2 separate regions of the Homo sapiens genome follow, and region 1 is linked to region 2. The links are chromatin contacts, found by Hi-C or POLR2A ChIA-PET in ENCODE. All regions are on one chromosome and are shown on one strand. Each heading gives the region's core, a stretch centred on a gene start or an enhancer-like site at or near the end of the contact. The rest is flanking DNA. Distances are from core to core; before and after follow the strand shown.

Region 1 (6,958 bases), core at 3,205-5,704, 300 kb after region 2:
AACTTATGAAAAAGTTGCAAGAATAGTACAAAGGACTTTTTTTTTTCTGTATCATTTGAGAGTAAGTTGCTGGCCTGATGGCCCCTCACTCCTGAATACTTTAATGTGTATTTCCTCAAACAAGGACATTCTCACTCTCACATAACCACAACACAGCCATTAACACCAGGAATTTCATCTCAATACATTACTGCCATCAAGTCCTCAGACCCCATTGGTTTTTCCCAGTTATCCCGGTGATGTCCTTTAGAGCAAAATGTTCCAGTTCGGAGTCAGGGGGTTGCGTGCGGCTGTCATGTCTGGTTAGCGTTCTCGAATCTGAAATAGTTCCTCCGTCTTGATTTCCATGACCTTGACACTTGTTTTTTGTAGTACGTCCCTCAATTGGGGTTTGTGTGATGTTTCTCCATGAATAGATTCTGATTCTGCATTTCTGGTAGGAAAATCACAGAAACCATGCTGTGTTTCTTCCTATGGCATCCTGTCAGGCCCTGCACCATCTTAATTTGTTCCATTACCGGTGATGTTAACTTTGATCGCTTGATTAAGATGGTGTCTGCCAGGCTTCTCCGAGGTAAATTACTTTTTTCCTCTTTGTAATTAAAAAGCACTTTATGGAGAGATCCTTTGAGACTATGTAAGTATCTTGATCTTCATCAAACTTCCTCCCACTAGTTTTAACACCATTGATGTTTCTTGGCCTAATTATTACTGTGATAGTTGCCAAGTCCACTATTACTTCTGCATTTATTAGTTGGCATCTTCTGTACAGAAAAAGAAACTCTCTTCTCTACATTTATTTATTCATATTTTTATTTACATTAGTGTAGACTCAGGGATTCCTATTTTACTCTTGATTTATTTTGGCTTTATTTTATTAATTTTAATTTATTTTTGTTAATTTATTTTTGAGATAGGGTCCTGCTCTGTCACCCAGGCTGGGGTACAGCGGTGTGATCGTAGCTCACTGTAACCTTGAACTCTTGGGCTCAAGCAATCCTCCTGTCTCAGCCTCCCAAGTACCTGGGACTTCAAGTGTGCACCACCATGCCGGGCTAATTTTTTTTTTTTTTTTTTTTAAAGACACGGTCTTGTTACGTTGCTCAGGCTGGCCTTGAACTCTTGGCCTCAGGTGATCTTCCTGCCTTGGTGTCCCAAAGTGCTGGGATGACAGCACCTGGCCTCATTATTTATTTTGATGCTGAAAATCTCCCTGCTTGGCCAAGGGGTCACCCCTTCAGCAGGCTTCTGTGTCCTTTTGCCATACCCCCTCCATTCTTTAGGCACTCCCTTGCTTTCTAAAACAAGATGTTCCTGGCTCATCTTGTGCTTTCCCTATCCCACCCATGGCATTGGCCATCTTTCCAAGGAACAGTGGTTTCTCTTGGTGGAGAATGAGATATGGAAACCGAGATCTGGGCACTAGTTCCCCTCATTGCTTTTGAGAGTCGTTCAGTTTGTCAGTGATTCTTGGACTGGAATCAGGGGAAGGATGTTTCCTTTAAGCTTTAATATTCGAAACCAGCAACTCTAAGTCTTGTTTGGGTGGTGGGCAACATGGAAATAATGAGACCTTTAATGAAAAAATATAATCTATTGATTGAATAAACAATGTTCTACAGGAAATAAAATCATCAGTGGAGTTAGCAAATACATGTGCATATCTGTATATGTGTTTATGTAAATATACATCTACACAATTTAAATCTGTATCTATCTATCTATCTATCTATCTATCTATCTATCTATCTATCATCTACCATCTATCTATCTATCCATCATCTATCTATCTATCCATCTATCTGTCTATCTGCCTATCTTGAAGGCCTTGAGTCCACACTGAAAACTCCAATACCAAACCCATGATCACATGGTTCATTCAGTTCCTCCCTTTCCATACTTATAAATCCTTTCTCCCTTAGTGAGAAGTGTGTCTTCCATCATACCTGTGTGTATAATCAGTCTGTCTGTGTAGCCACCACTGCCAGCACAGGTGCCCTTGTCTGTACTGGGACAAAAACCCTCCCAGCTGCTGCCCTGGCACAATGTCTGCCTTCCTGGACCCAACTAATAGCTTTGGGACTAAATTATTTAGGAAGGCAGGCAGCTCTTTGGACATTTTGCTGACCAATGAATCATGACTTTTCCTGATCTTTGGAATGTTTTGCTTATAACTTTTTCTTAAAAATGATATGTTTTGCCATTTTTTTTTTTGAGACAAGGTTTCACGCCTGTCACCCATGGTGGAGTGCAGTGGCACGATCTTGGCTCACTGTAACCTCTGCCTCCCAAACTCAAATGATTCTCCTGCTTTAGCCTCCTGAGTAGCTGGGACCACAAGCTCATGCCACCATGCCCGGTTAATTTTTTTTTTCCTGTGGAGACGGGGTTTTGCTATGTTCCTCCAGGCCGGTCTCAAACTCCTGAGCTCAAGTAATCTGCCTGCCTCAGCCTCCCAAAGAGCTGGGATTACAGGCGTGAGCCACCGTGCCTGGCCTGTTTTGCCATTATTAAAGTACCAAATTTCATGAATAACTTCTGCAAAGGAGAACCATTTATTTATGCACAACACTTCTGACAGCAAATGTGTGAGTTTTCTACACAAAACAATTCTCCAGTTCTCTGCAGACACCAACTGGGTGTCCTACAATTTAATTTAGTTTGAACACTAACTACCCAGGGTAGGGGAGAGCCTGCAGGTTAAAGTCTCAGTCCCACAAGACTGCTCCCATTTCAGATGCCAATCGCAAGTACTGGGTACTCACACCTCTGTGTAGTTTGGCCACCAATCCAGGGTTCCCACAACCCGCTCCTTAGGTTCAATAATTTAATGGCTCACAGAACTCAGAGACACTTTCTTTAGGTTTACTGGTTTATCATAGAGGAGATTATAGAAGACAGACATGAATAGTCAGATGAAGAGGAAATAGGACAAGGTCTGGAAGGGTCCTGAGTGCAGGAGCTTCTGTCCCTGTGGAGTTGCGAGGCACCGCCCTCCTGGCACATGGATGCATTCTCCAACCTGGAAGCTCTCCTACCTCATAGTTTAGGGATTTTTATGGACACTTCAACACATAAGCATTATCAATTATTACTCAATCTTTAGCCCCACTCTCCTCCCCAGAGCGTGGGGAATGGGGCTGAAAGTTCCAAGCTTCTAATCAGACATTGACCTTTCTTATGACCAGCCCCTATCCTGATGCTCTCCAGGAGCCCACTGGCAGTCAGCTCATTAGAACCAAAACCCCACTCCTATTGTCCAGGAAATTAGGAGCTCTGTGTCAGGAACAGGGATTGAAGACTAAATATTAGAAAAAAAGTTGCTCCTAGCACCCCTATCACTCAGGCTATTACAAGGGTTTAGGAGTTCTGTGTCAAGTGCTGGGGGCAGAGACCCAATATATATATTGAATTATGACATAATTTGGAGAACAGAGAAAGGGAGTCAATCATAATTCCAGCCCTCAGTACAACCATTGTTTAGTATTTAAACATATTTCATTTTAGTTTTTTCCTCCAGTGCACCTGTTTTTCTTTTAAGCATAATTGTAAGTATAGTGTTGCTACCTCTTTCCATTCTCCATGTTTACTTAAGACAATAAAAACATTCACTGCTTATGAAATACCTGGCACATACCAAGATCTGTATAGATTGTTTTCTCTTTCTCATTTAATCCTTAACATAATCCTGGGAAGCAGGCATTTTCCTGACACTAGAGATAAAGAAACCAGGGCTCAGGGAGTCTCAGTTGCACTTTGGATAAGTGATAGAGCTAGGATTGGAACCTGGATATCTTTGACTCTGAAATCTCTGCTCTACCCATTGTGATATCCAGCCTTCCCAAGGCGTAAGTATTTTTTTTTTTGATAGTACAACACTATTCCCATAACTCTGATTTTACATGCAGACATATTATGCTAATGAGAGATGGTTTCACAACTTAACCACGCCTCTGTTGTAGAACACATGAGCTACTTTCTCTCACTCTATAAATAATGCCGTGATTGATATCTTCATGGATATGGCTTTTAACCAAATTGTTTTTCTAAAGGGTTGCCCTAATTTGAATGCCAGACTTAAACCGTAATAGCATATTATTATCTAAAAAAATAGTTGGTGCTTTTTTAGGCAACAGTATCTTGGTTTAATCAGCACATAGTTGAATACAGGCTTGGCTTTATTCAAGAAACATTTAAAGGGTACCTGCTATATACCAGGAATGATGGTAGGAATGGAAGATACACAGGTGTTTGCATTATACGACTCACTCAGAAAGCCAAAACCAGGGCGTTTCAATTACTCTAACCCATGACTCACTCAGCTGATGGTTTCAGGGGCTGTGCTGAAGAAGCCTTGGTGATATGGGTGCAAATGCCAAAAACATGGGTAAGTCTCACTGGCTCAGGGAAAATGTGATGCAGAGTAGGTGGCATTGCCAGCTGATGAGTGTGACAGTTACTAAGTTACTGTCTCTAGCTCCAAACCCACACTTAGACTTTCAGCTTTGGGGTGCTGGAGCCGACTCATACGGCTCACATGTGCCTTGTCAGCTGGCTTCTGGCTGGGATGTGCAGATAGGGGGCGCCAGAGGGAGACTTCGAGGCGTTGCTTTCTGTGGGCATCCCATCTGCTTGCTGTTCTTGTGGGCAGTGCGTCTTCACCCTGCCATCCGGTTGGCAGTTTTCCCTACACTTGGAGAATCAGCCTCATTGTGCCCTCCCACTCAGAGATGCCAGCACCAGCCAGCCTGGTACTGGTACTGTACTACCCCTTTCTCAGAGCTCTGGGCCCCAGGCCCACAGGGCCCTGCTTTTAGCACCTGCCGAGCAGTGCTTCCTCCTTAACAGTTTGAGTTTCAGGGGCTCCTCCTCTAAGTTTCCAAGTTTTCATAACCTCTAACTTCTTCCCTCTGTCACCTCACCCCTAGCTATGGTAGCTACTTCTGCTAGTTCTGTGATATTTTAGAGTTAGTTACTCTTTCACTTACCCAGTCAACAACTCTAAACCTAGTTAATAATTCTATTTATGTATTTATTTTTTGAGACAGGGTTTCATTCTGTCACCAAGGCTGGAGTGCAGTGGCGTGATCTTGGTTCACTGCAACCTCTCCCTCCCGGACTCAAGCCATCCCCCTGCCTCTGTCTCCTGAGTAGCTGGAATTATAGATGTACACCACCACACCTGACTAGTTTTTTAATTTTTTGTGAAGACGGAGTTTTGCAGTGTTGCCTGGGCTGGTCTCAACTCCTGGGCTCAAGAAATCCACCTGCCTCTGCCTCCCAAAGTGCTGGGATTACAGATGTGAGCCACCGTGCCAGCCTTAGTTAATAATTCTTTACTCTGTTCAAAGAACTGGTGTGGGTATTGTCTCCTTATTGAACCTGACTGATAATGGACAGGCCTTGAGCCCCCAAGTTGCTGAGGCCCTTATGGTAACCACATGTGTTATTTTGTTTTAGTTAACAGTGTACACAGAGACATGAGGAAATTGTAAAGTTGATTTTAAATCAACTTTAAATCAATAAAGTTGATTTAAAAAAAATCTTTGAGGATTGGTTGAAGTCTGTTTAATAAGCCATTTGAACTTGGGATCCCCTACCCCACTCAGAATAGCCAAATTCTGTCCCTCCTCTCCTCAGCAGAGGTTTATTCTCCAGAGATGGCTAGATAGAGGGTCTTTGTAACAAGGTACGGTACATCCTATTGAGGGAATAGGCACCTTACTGAAAAGATAAGAGAGTAAGTGAAGGTTTACAACTGAATGCTGAGACCCCTCTGTCCTCTTCTTTCATTTTGTTTCCAGAATGCTGGAAGCCAAGCTTGCACATTCTAGGCAGCCATTTGGAAGATTCTTCTCTGCGCATGACCAGCTGAAAAGGAAAAACCCCGAAACATTGGCACTGTGATTTCTCCATGTGAACAGTTTAGTTCGCCGAGGTGGACATGCCTCATTCATGCTTATGGAGTGACCGACCAGCCTTTAGTGACACCCCCTGAAATGTGAGTCATCCATGGGTCACTAGTCATTGGAGAAGAGCCCCTTATACAAAACTTGGAGCTCAGACCACAAACAACAACAACAATCCAAAAAATAAAAAAATGAAAAATTAGGAGCAGAGACTAAATGGAAAGATGGAAATATTAAAATAAAAATATTATTTTAAAAATTAATATGTATTAAAATTTTATTTAAAGTAAAAATAAATAAAATAAAAAAATTAATATTAATTAATACCAATATTCTCCCTTTTATTAATATCATCAGAAAAAGAAGATATTTCATCCTGGAAACAAGAGCAGAATGCAATAAAAAAGGTGTAGTCAAAAAACAAGATGAGCCCTAGGAAGTTAAAACAATGATAGCAGAAATGAAAAATTTAGTTAAAGGCTTTGAAGAGAATATGAAAGAAATCTAGAGAGTAGAGAAAAAGGACAAAGTGCTAGGAAACAGGAGAGCAAAGATTAGAAAATCAGAGACCCAGTTCAGGAGTTAGTTCCAGCACTGAATAAGGAGAGTCCCAGAAAGAGAAAACAGAAAGAATGTAAAGGAAGAAAACTCAAAGAAATAGCTTGAGAAAATTTCCTGAACTGAAAGATATGAGCTTGTTGATGCAATAGCCCACGAAATCCCCAAAAGATCGAGTCATTTCACTGGCACAGGGAAGATTCAACAAACTTATGATTGGGGGGAGAAGATTTCACATGAGAAATCTAGAATCAGAATGGTTTCAGACTTTTCAGTAGCAATACTGGTGGCTAGAAGGCAATGGGCACCCTTAAAATACTGAGGGCAAACATTTTACAACTCGGAATTCCACAGCTGCCAAAATTATGAATTAGTCATGAGAATAAAAAGATTCAGACACATACTTTCTCAACACATTTTCCTCACAAACCTCAGAAAGCTACCAGAGGATATGCTCTATCAAAACTAGAAAGTAAACTAAGGAAGAGATA
Region 2 (7,405 bases), core at 15-2,514:
CCCGGATGTTTGCTCCATGTGACAAAAGCAGGCCTGTCTCAGGACCTTTTCTTTTCTTTTTTCCTTCTTTTTTTTTTTGACACGGAGTTTCGCTCTTGTTGTCCAGGCTAGAGTGCAATGGCATGATCCCAGCTCACCGCAACGTCTACCTCCCAGGTTCAAATCATTCTCTTGCCTCAGACTCCCGAGTAGCTGGGATTACAGGCACATGCCACCATGCCTGGCTAATTTTGTATATTTAGTAGAAACAGGGTTTCACCATGCTGGCCATGCTGGTCTCGAACTCCTGACCTCAGGTGTTCCACCTACCTCAGCCTCCCAAAGTGCTGGGGTTACAGGTGTGAGCCATCGCGCCTGGCCAGGACCTTTGTTTCTTATCTACATATTGGAAGATTTGGTCCTGATGTCCTTTGAGGCTTCTTTAGCTCTAGTTCTCTGACACTTCAGCCTATATCACAGCTAACTTCTTCAGTCTCATCTATTCCTTATGCTCCAGCCCCTGGCAATTTGCCTCAAGATGGGGGTTTGAAAATAACTTTACCTGACTCAAGGAGTGTCTGGAGCACCTCCTAGTCTAAGTCTGCAAGCTCCAGTTCTTGCCTAAAACCATGCCAGTGGCCACCCTTGGGCTCAGACAGCTCTGGGCCTTTTGACCACAAGCCAGCCCCTCGCCCTCTCTGTGGCATAGTCTTCTCTGCCCCAGGACTGCAGGGCGGCTTCCTCCAAGGCTTCCAAGGCTCAAAAGAAATTTGGCTCCATCCAAGAAGGCTCCAGCTCCCCTACTGGCCCCTGGCTCAGGCCCACACCCCTGGCCAGGCCCAGAGAGTGTGTCTCAGGAGAATTCAATGGCTCTAGAGAGACACACAGAAAGTTTGGCATTTGGAAATTTCAAGGATGTATGTATGCTCACGTATGGAGCAGGTTGTCCTGGTCCCTGGGTGCAGGGAAGTGGGCTGCAGGGAAGTGGATTGGAGGGGAGCTTGAGGAATATAAGGAGCGGGGGTGGAGACTCAGGCTATGGACAAGGACAGCCCCAAGGTTGGGAAGACCTGGCCTTAGTCGTCCTCAGCCTAGGGGCAGGGCAGTGAAGAAAGCTCTCCCCGCTCCTGCTGTAATGACCCAGAGTAGCCTCCCCAGGCCGGCATCTTATGTGTGTCTTCCACCATCCTCATGGTGGCACTTTTCTAGGCCTGTCTCCCAGCATTGTGCAAGGCTCGGAAGAGAACCAGGAAGTGAAACTGGGTGAAAACAGAAAGCTCAATGGATGGGCTAGGTTCCCAGATCATTAGGGCAGAGTTTGCACGTCCTCTGGTCACTGGAATCCACCCAGCCCACGAATCATCTCCCTCTTGAAGGATTTTATTTCTACTGGGTTTTGGAACAAACTCCTGCTGAGACCCCACAGCCAGAAACTGAAAGCAGCAGCTCCCCAAAGCCTGGAAAATCCCTAAGAGAAGGCCTGGGGCAGGAAGTGGAGTGACAGGGGACAGGTAGAGAGAAGGGGGCCCAATGGCCAGGGAGTGAAGGAGGTGGCGTTGCTGAGAGCAGTCTGCACATGCTTCTGTCTGAGTGCAGGAAGGTGTTCCAGGGTCGAAATTACACTTCTCGTACCTGGAGACGCTGTTTGTGGGAGCACTGGGCTCATGCCTGGCACACAATAGGTCTGCAATAAACCATGGTTAAATCCTGAGCTCCGGAGTCTTCCCAGGCCGATGCCTCTGCAGTGGCCCGTCGCAGAGGTCCAGATAAAACCAGAGGGATCCGGGGAGAAGAGGGTCCCAGGATACACGCCCAGCTTTGCCCTTAGACAGGTCACAGTTTCCTCACGCCCCTGCTCAGACCCCCGCGGGGGCCCAAATCTCAGTTCCTACCCCAGATTGGGAGCAGCCTAGTCGCCGCACCTGCCACGTCGCCCTCTGCTGGCCGAGGGCTGCCCAGCGGCCGCCTCCCATCCCCACACAGGGACCGCGGGGCCTTTCCCGGCAGGGTGGGGCAGCCTTCCCCGCACCCGGGGGCCAACGTCTGTGTGCTCACTGACTTGCTGTTCTGCAGGGACTGTCCCCCTAATACCACACCTAGCGAAGAGCGTTCTGCTTCCGAACCGGCAGCTTGGACCCTCCCTCCTCAATTCCTTGTTCTCACTTCCCTTCTCAAATGGGGTCCCCATCTTGCCAGGAGTCAGTCCCCATTCCCAGCATGGGAAGATCCCCTTCCCTGGGGACCTACCTTGTCCTGGGATCAGAAGGCACTTCACACACACATCCCATTCTCACACCCGGAAATTCGGGGCGGGGACATGCTGTGGGGGAGGCAGATACTAAAAGAAGCTGAGAGGGTCCTGGCCCATGGGACTGCCCAGCCTAGAAAATCTGTGCCTTCGTGTTAGACGCCCTCTTAGGGAAACATAGGAAGGGTACACCTTACACCACAGATGACCTTGTGGTCCCTTGCACCCCCAAGGCGGCCTCATGCCTGGAACCTCCTACCCTGGGTTCATGGATCCCCCAACAACACAGCGCCTTCCCAGAGGATTCGGGCACCCGGCCTCAGACCAGCTTTGACGAAATAGGAGCGTTGCTAGCATCCAGCAAAGGCAGCCTTTCCCCTTCCCCTGTGCCTGCCAGACTCTGTCCTTACGTCCTCCCCATGATGTCCAGGCTATGGTGGGAGAGTGGGGAGAAGGGCAGTGGGGAAATTGCAGAGAAAGGGGTACGTGAACGCTGAGCAGGATCTGCGGCAAGATTGGCTCACTGCTCTCCAGTTCTTGCGAAGAGCCCTTGGGAAGTCACCCCGTCCGAGCCCCTGCCTACAAGTAGACCTCAGGGAACCTGCCTGCCTTTGGAGGAAAAAAACCTACTGCTCACTTTACTTCTCTGCAGCTTTGCCCTGACTTCCTCAGGGACCCCAGGCCCCAATTTCCCTATCTAGACAAAGAGGGAGAGGACCATCTGTGTGGTAAAGGCCCTCCCTGAGGGGTGATAGGTGCTATAGCATGCCACAGTGGGGCTGAGGGTAGCTCCTGGAATATGAGCCTTGATGTGGAGGGCCACCCCTTCCCCTGCCAAGGCCTCACCAACAGTTTTTCTCTCCACCCTCCAAGGCACCATCCTCCCTCAGTCCTGCCTTGCACCAGCCTCCAAGGAAGGTGCTGTTTCCTCCATATCCTCACCAACATTAAGATCAACAGCCCAAGAGATGGCAAAGTCCTCACGCCTAGAAGTCCCTGTCCTGGGGGAGGAGTGGGGGGTGCATGTCCTGCGTCCAGTCTCCCAGGGCTGGGACTGATGCTAGCTGTGTAATCATCACTCTGGGTGGGCGACTCTTGGAATGAGCTGCTTCCACCAGGGCCACATTCAGTTTGCTCGAAATAGAGACAGAGGGCTTCTTGACTTTGCATATGATTTGCATAATGTCATAGACACACAGTCTATTTTCAGGCAGTTTTCAGGTTAAAGTGTTGTCACTGCTGCCCTACAGGGTGTCATGTCTGGATGAGTCTCTTCTCTGTTCTTTCTCACCCACCCACTCTTACTGACCTACATCCCCAGCTGCAGGAGCGAATGGTGAGGCAGGGGGAGAATGGGGTTGTCCAGGGAGACACATGGGCAGGGAAATCAAGGGAATTTCCTTATTACCAGCATCACCAGAAACAGAATCTGGTTGCTCAGGGTCAACTGATAGGAAGAGGGTAAGGAATGGGAAGTCAGGTAACCCATCTGCTGTTCTGCACAAACCCTTCCCACCTCTCCTACCAGGAGAACAGCCAGTTCCTGTTTCTCTATTCAGTCTTCTGACAGTTTGAAGAAAGATGTCTAGATAGATAAACCTGTTTCTTTCAGCCACCCATAAAGCCTTGCTTGGCCCAGACATCCCTCATGGGCATTTATTTTCAGCGCTAAGATTAGATCTTCACCTCTTGGGAAATCTGACCTGCAGTCTGTTCCTCTCCTGGGAGCCTTATCTGAGAGATAAGGATCATAGTCTCATGATCAATATTTTTGGAGCACCTGGCACACAGTAGGAGGTCAGTCAGTGCTGGAGTCCCCTCCTCTTCTTCATCTAGAGGTCTGTACCAAGTACCTCATTGTCCCAGGCCTGGATGCTCGACACACACACCAGCCTCTGAGGGCTCAGATGCAGAAACAGACTTACAAGGGCCAGTTGAGGTGACTGTCACTAAGTTATCTGGGACCTTGGCCAGTTGCTCGGCCTCCTCATCTGGAAAGGAGGGGGATTGGTGATTGGTGGAGACTAGGGGCAAAGACAATTCCTATATTATAGCTTGAGCTGTTTGGCAACCTTCCTTGATCACAGAGGGTCAGGGCTGGAGCCCCACCCAGGGCTCCCTCCTGTAGACACTCTGGCTTTGGGGCATGTCTGGTGTGCTGTCTTCCTGTGTACATCAAAGGATCCACCAGATGCCAAGGCAAAGAGCCTGAGAACCTTACTGGGTCCTGGGAAAGGGGAGACCACTTGGTCTGGCTGCCCAGCCGCCACGCACTACCCAGAATTCCCTGTCCCATGTCCAGCCCCCAGGACCTGCCTCATCCCCTCAGGCAGGCGTTTCCTGTTGATAAGAAGCTCCGTCACAAACACTGATAAAGACATGAAAAAAGGAAATCGACAGGCTTGGGTATAATGGGCATTTTGTCTGCCTTTTCTACCCCTCTTCCTTCTCCCAGAACCGCCCACTCCACACCCCCACCTCATACCACTTCCCAGAACTGAGGAGAAAGGATTCCCCTACCTCCACCATGGGCCCTATTTGATAGTCTCCAGGAATTTGGCCTGAAGGCTTACACAGGTCTCAGAAGAGGGACCCAGCTTGGCCTGGGTCAGGATGGGAGCCCTGAGGCAGTAAGCACTGGGTGCTGGGAGGCCCCAGGCCAGGGAAATGGGCAGCAGCACCTAGAGGAAGGACAGTCCAGTGCAGGTCTAATCGAGGACCGTCCTCTTCCCTCCTCCTCTCCTCCCAGAGGCTTGGATCCAAGTGGTGGTTAGGTGGCTAGATAGTCTATAATTAGTGCATTTTCCTTAATTTTAGTCTCAAGCTTGTTACTGGAAAATCTCATTAATTTTGAGTCTACTAATTTGGAATCTATGATCCTTCAGGCCAAGAGGCTGAACTGATGTTTAGAAAAATAAACAAAGCAAACAAGTTTTCGAGGCAGGCCCTACCACCCTTCTTGTGTTGGATTTGTAAGTTCAACTTGACAAAGGTAGTTGTCCTAAAGCGCTGGGCCTGCAGTTGAGATAACCTGCCACCAGGTGGGTGATGAGGCCTGCCACTGGTGTTTTAAGTAGTCATTGCTCATGGACAGATGTTTTAAAGATTTTATATTCAATGATTCTTTCTTCCTCTTCTCCAGAGATGCAACTCCTTAATAAAACAGTAAGACAAACACAGAAAAGTGGAATAGATGGTTCTAAGTGGCCAGCATTTAACAGAAAAACAACAGCCAGCATATACAACTTGGAGATTTTCTTGATTTAACTGTTTTCCAGTCCTGGTTGCCACCCAGCTAGGGCCTTATCCTGGTTTCAGGCCCTCACATCTCTCATTGCATTTTTGACACTTGGTGGAAGGAGCAGAGGAGTAAAGAGCAAAGGGTTTTATCCAAGTCAAAATTCCAGCTGTTCTACCCTGGTCCAGTGGCTCACTCCTGTAATCCTAGAACTTTGGGAGGCTGAGGCGGGCAGATCACTTGAGGCCAGGAGTTTGAGACCAGCCTGGCCAACATGGTGAAACCTCATGTCTACTAAAGATACAAAAAATTAGCCAGGCGCGGTGGTGGGCACTTGTCATCCCAGCTACTCTGGAGGTTGGGGTGGGAAAATTGCTTGAACCTGGGAGGCGGAGGTTGCAGTGAGCTGAGATCACACCACTGTACTCCAGCCTGGGAGACAGAGTGAGATTCTGTCTCAAAAAATAAAACAAAACAAAACAAAAACAAAATTCCAGCTGTTTTGTTGGATTTTACTTACTTACTTATTTATTTATTTTGAGGCAGGATCTTGCTATATCACCTAGGCCGGTCACAGGCTCCTAGGCTCAAACAATCCTCCTGAGACAGCCTCCTGGGTAGCTGAGACTACAGGTGCATGTCACCATCCTGGCTAATTTTTTTTACTTTTAATTTTTTTTAGAGATAGAAGTCTTACTCAGATGTTGCTCAGACTGGCCTCAAACTCCCAGCCTCAAGTCATCCTCCCACCTGGGCCTCCCGAGTAGCTAGGATTACAGGTGCAAGCTACCACGCCTAGCCTACCTGTTGTTTTAGTAATTCGACAAATTTATTCTAAATTTATATGGAAGAGTATAAGTTCATGAATAACTAAGTCAATTTTCTTTATTTTGGGTTATTTTCTGACTATGTTATGCATTCACATGATTCAAAAGCCAATGCATCTACATTGGAGTAGTGTGGGAATGAAAAAAAAAAATTAAAATAAAGAAATAAAGGCCGGGTGTGGTGGCTCATGCCTATAATCCCAGCCCTTTGGGAGGCCGAGGTGTTTGAGTCCAACCTGGGCAGCAAAGAAAGAATTAGTCCCTACAGAAAATTAAAACAGTGTAGTATTCCACTCTTTGAATGTACCAGTCCCCTATTTTTGGAAGTTTTGTTTTTTTCCAGTTTGGGGCCATTATAAGCAAGGCTGCAGTGAATAAATTTGTGTATACATTATTTTCCTTTATTCCAGTATTTCTGTAAGATACATTCTAAAAAGTGGAATTCCTGGGTCAAAGGAAATGTGAATTTGGCCAAGTCAGTTGTGAAGAAGTGCAAAGGGGGAGACTTGCCCCAGAAGACAATAAGACAAGTCACAGAAAAATAGAATAGTACCAGACAAGTAGACAAATAGACAAGTAGAACATGTTAAAGAACCCAGGAACAGGCCAGGCACGGTCTCTCACGCCTGTAATCCCAGCACTTTGGGAGGCCAAGGCAGGTGGATCACCTGAGGTCAGGAGTTCGAGACCAGCCTGGCCAACATGGTGAAACCTCGTCTCTATTAAAAATACAAAAATTAGCCAGACGTGGGGGCGGGTGCCTATAATCCCAGCTACTCGGGAGGCTGAGGCAGGAGAATCGCTTGAACCTGGAGGGTGGAGGTTGCAGTGAGCAGAGATCATGCTACATCATTCCAGCCTGGGTGGAAGAGCAAAACTCTGTCTGAAAAACAAAACAAAACAAAACGAAACAGAACCCAGGAACACCCAGGCGCAGTGGCTCATGTCTGTAATCCCAGTACTTTGGGAGGCTGAGGCAGGAGGATTGCTTGAGCCCAGGAGTTCAAGACCAGCCTGGGTAACATCGCAAGACCCTGTCTCTATAAAAAATAAAAAATTACCCAGGCATGGTGGCACATGCCTGTGGTCCCAGCTTCTCAGGAGGCTGAGACG

What was found. A loop is a pair of places that touch in the nucleus more often than their neighbours do. ChIA-PET counts read pairs that join two places held with the same protein, here RNA polymerase II (POLR2A).
Region 1: a loop to region 2 is called in a map with no recorded cell type, with 2.5 times the contacts of the local background. The contact joins two enhancer-like sites. A Hi-C loop is called at or near these places in 1 of 37 single-sample maps with no recorded cell type. POLR2A ChIA-PET finds 5 or more read pairs at or near these places in 1 of 52 experiments (RWPE1).

The regions. Positions count from the first base shown.
Region 1 is chr12:52,217,642-52,224,599 of GRCh38, forward strand. LINC00592 (long intergenic non-protein coding RNA 592) reads left to right here. Exons shown (of 5, transcript NR_027358.2): 4 at 4,336-4,387; 5 at 5,805-6,239. Among named protein-coding and RNA genes, the nearest start is that of LINC02874, 7.5 kb to the left of the region's middle. RefSeq lists an enhancer at 4,310-4,389. Within about 2 kb of position 4,455, at least 8 of the 41 ENCODE cell types and tissues checked have a DNase peak (open chromatin) inside an H3K27ac peak, as active enhancers do.
Region 2 is chr12:51,921,672-51,929,076 of GRCh38, forward strand. ACVRL1 (activin A receptor like type 1) reads left to right here. Exons shown (of 10, transcript NM_000020.3): 10 at 1-1,690. Among named protein-coding and RNA genes, the nearest start is that of ACVRL1, 18 kb to the left of the region's middle. RefSeq lists enhancers at 1,345-1,394, 2,180-3,011. Within about 2 kb of position 1,265, at least 23 of the 41 ENCODE cell types and tissues checked have a DNase peak (open chromatin) inside an H3K27ac peak, as active enhancers do.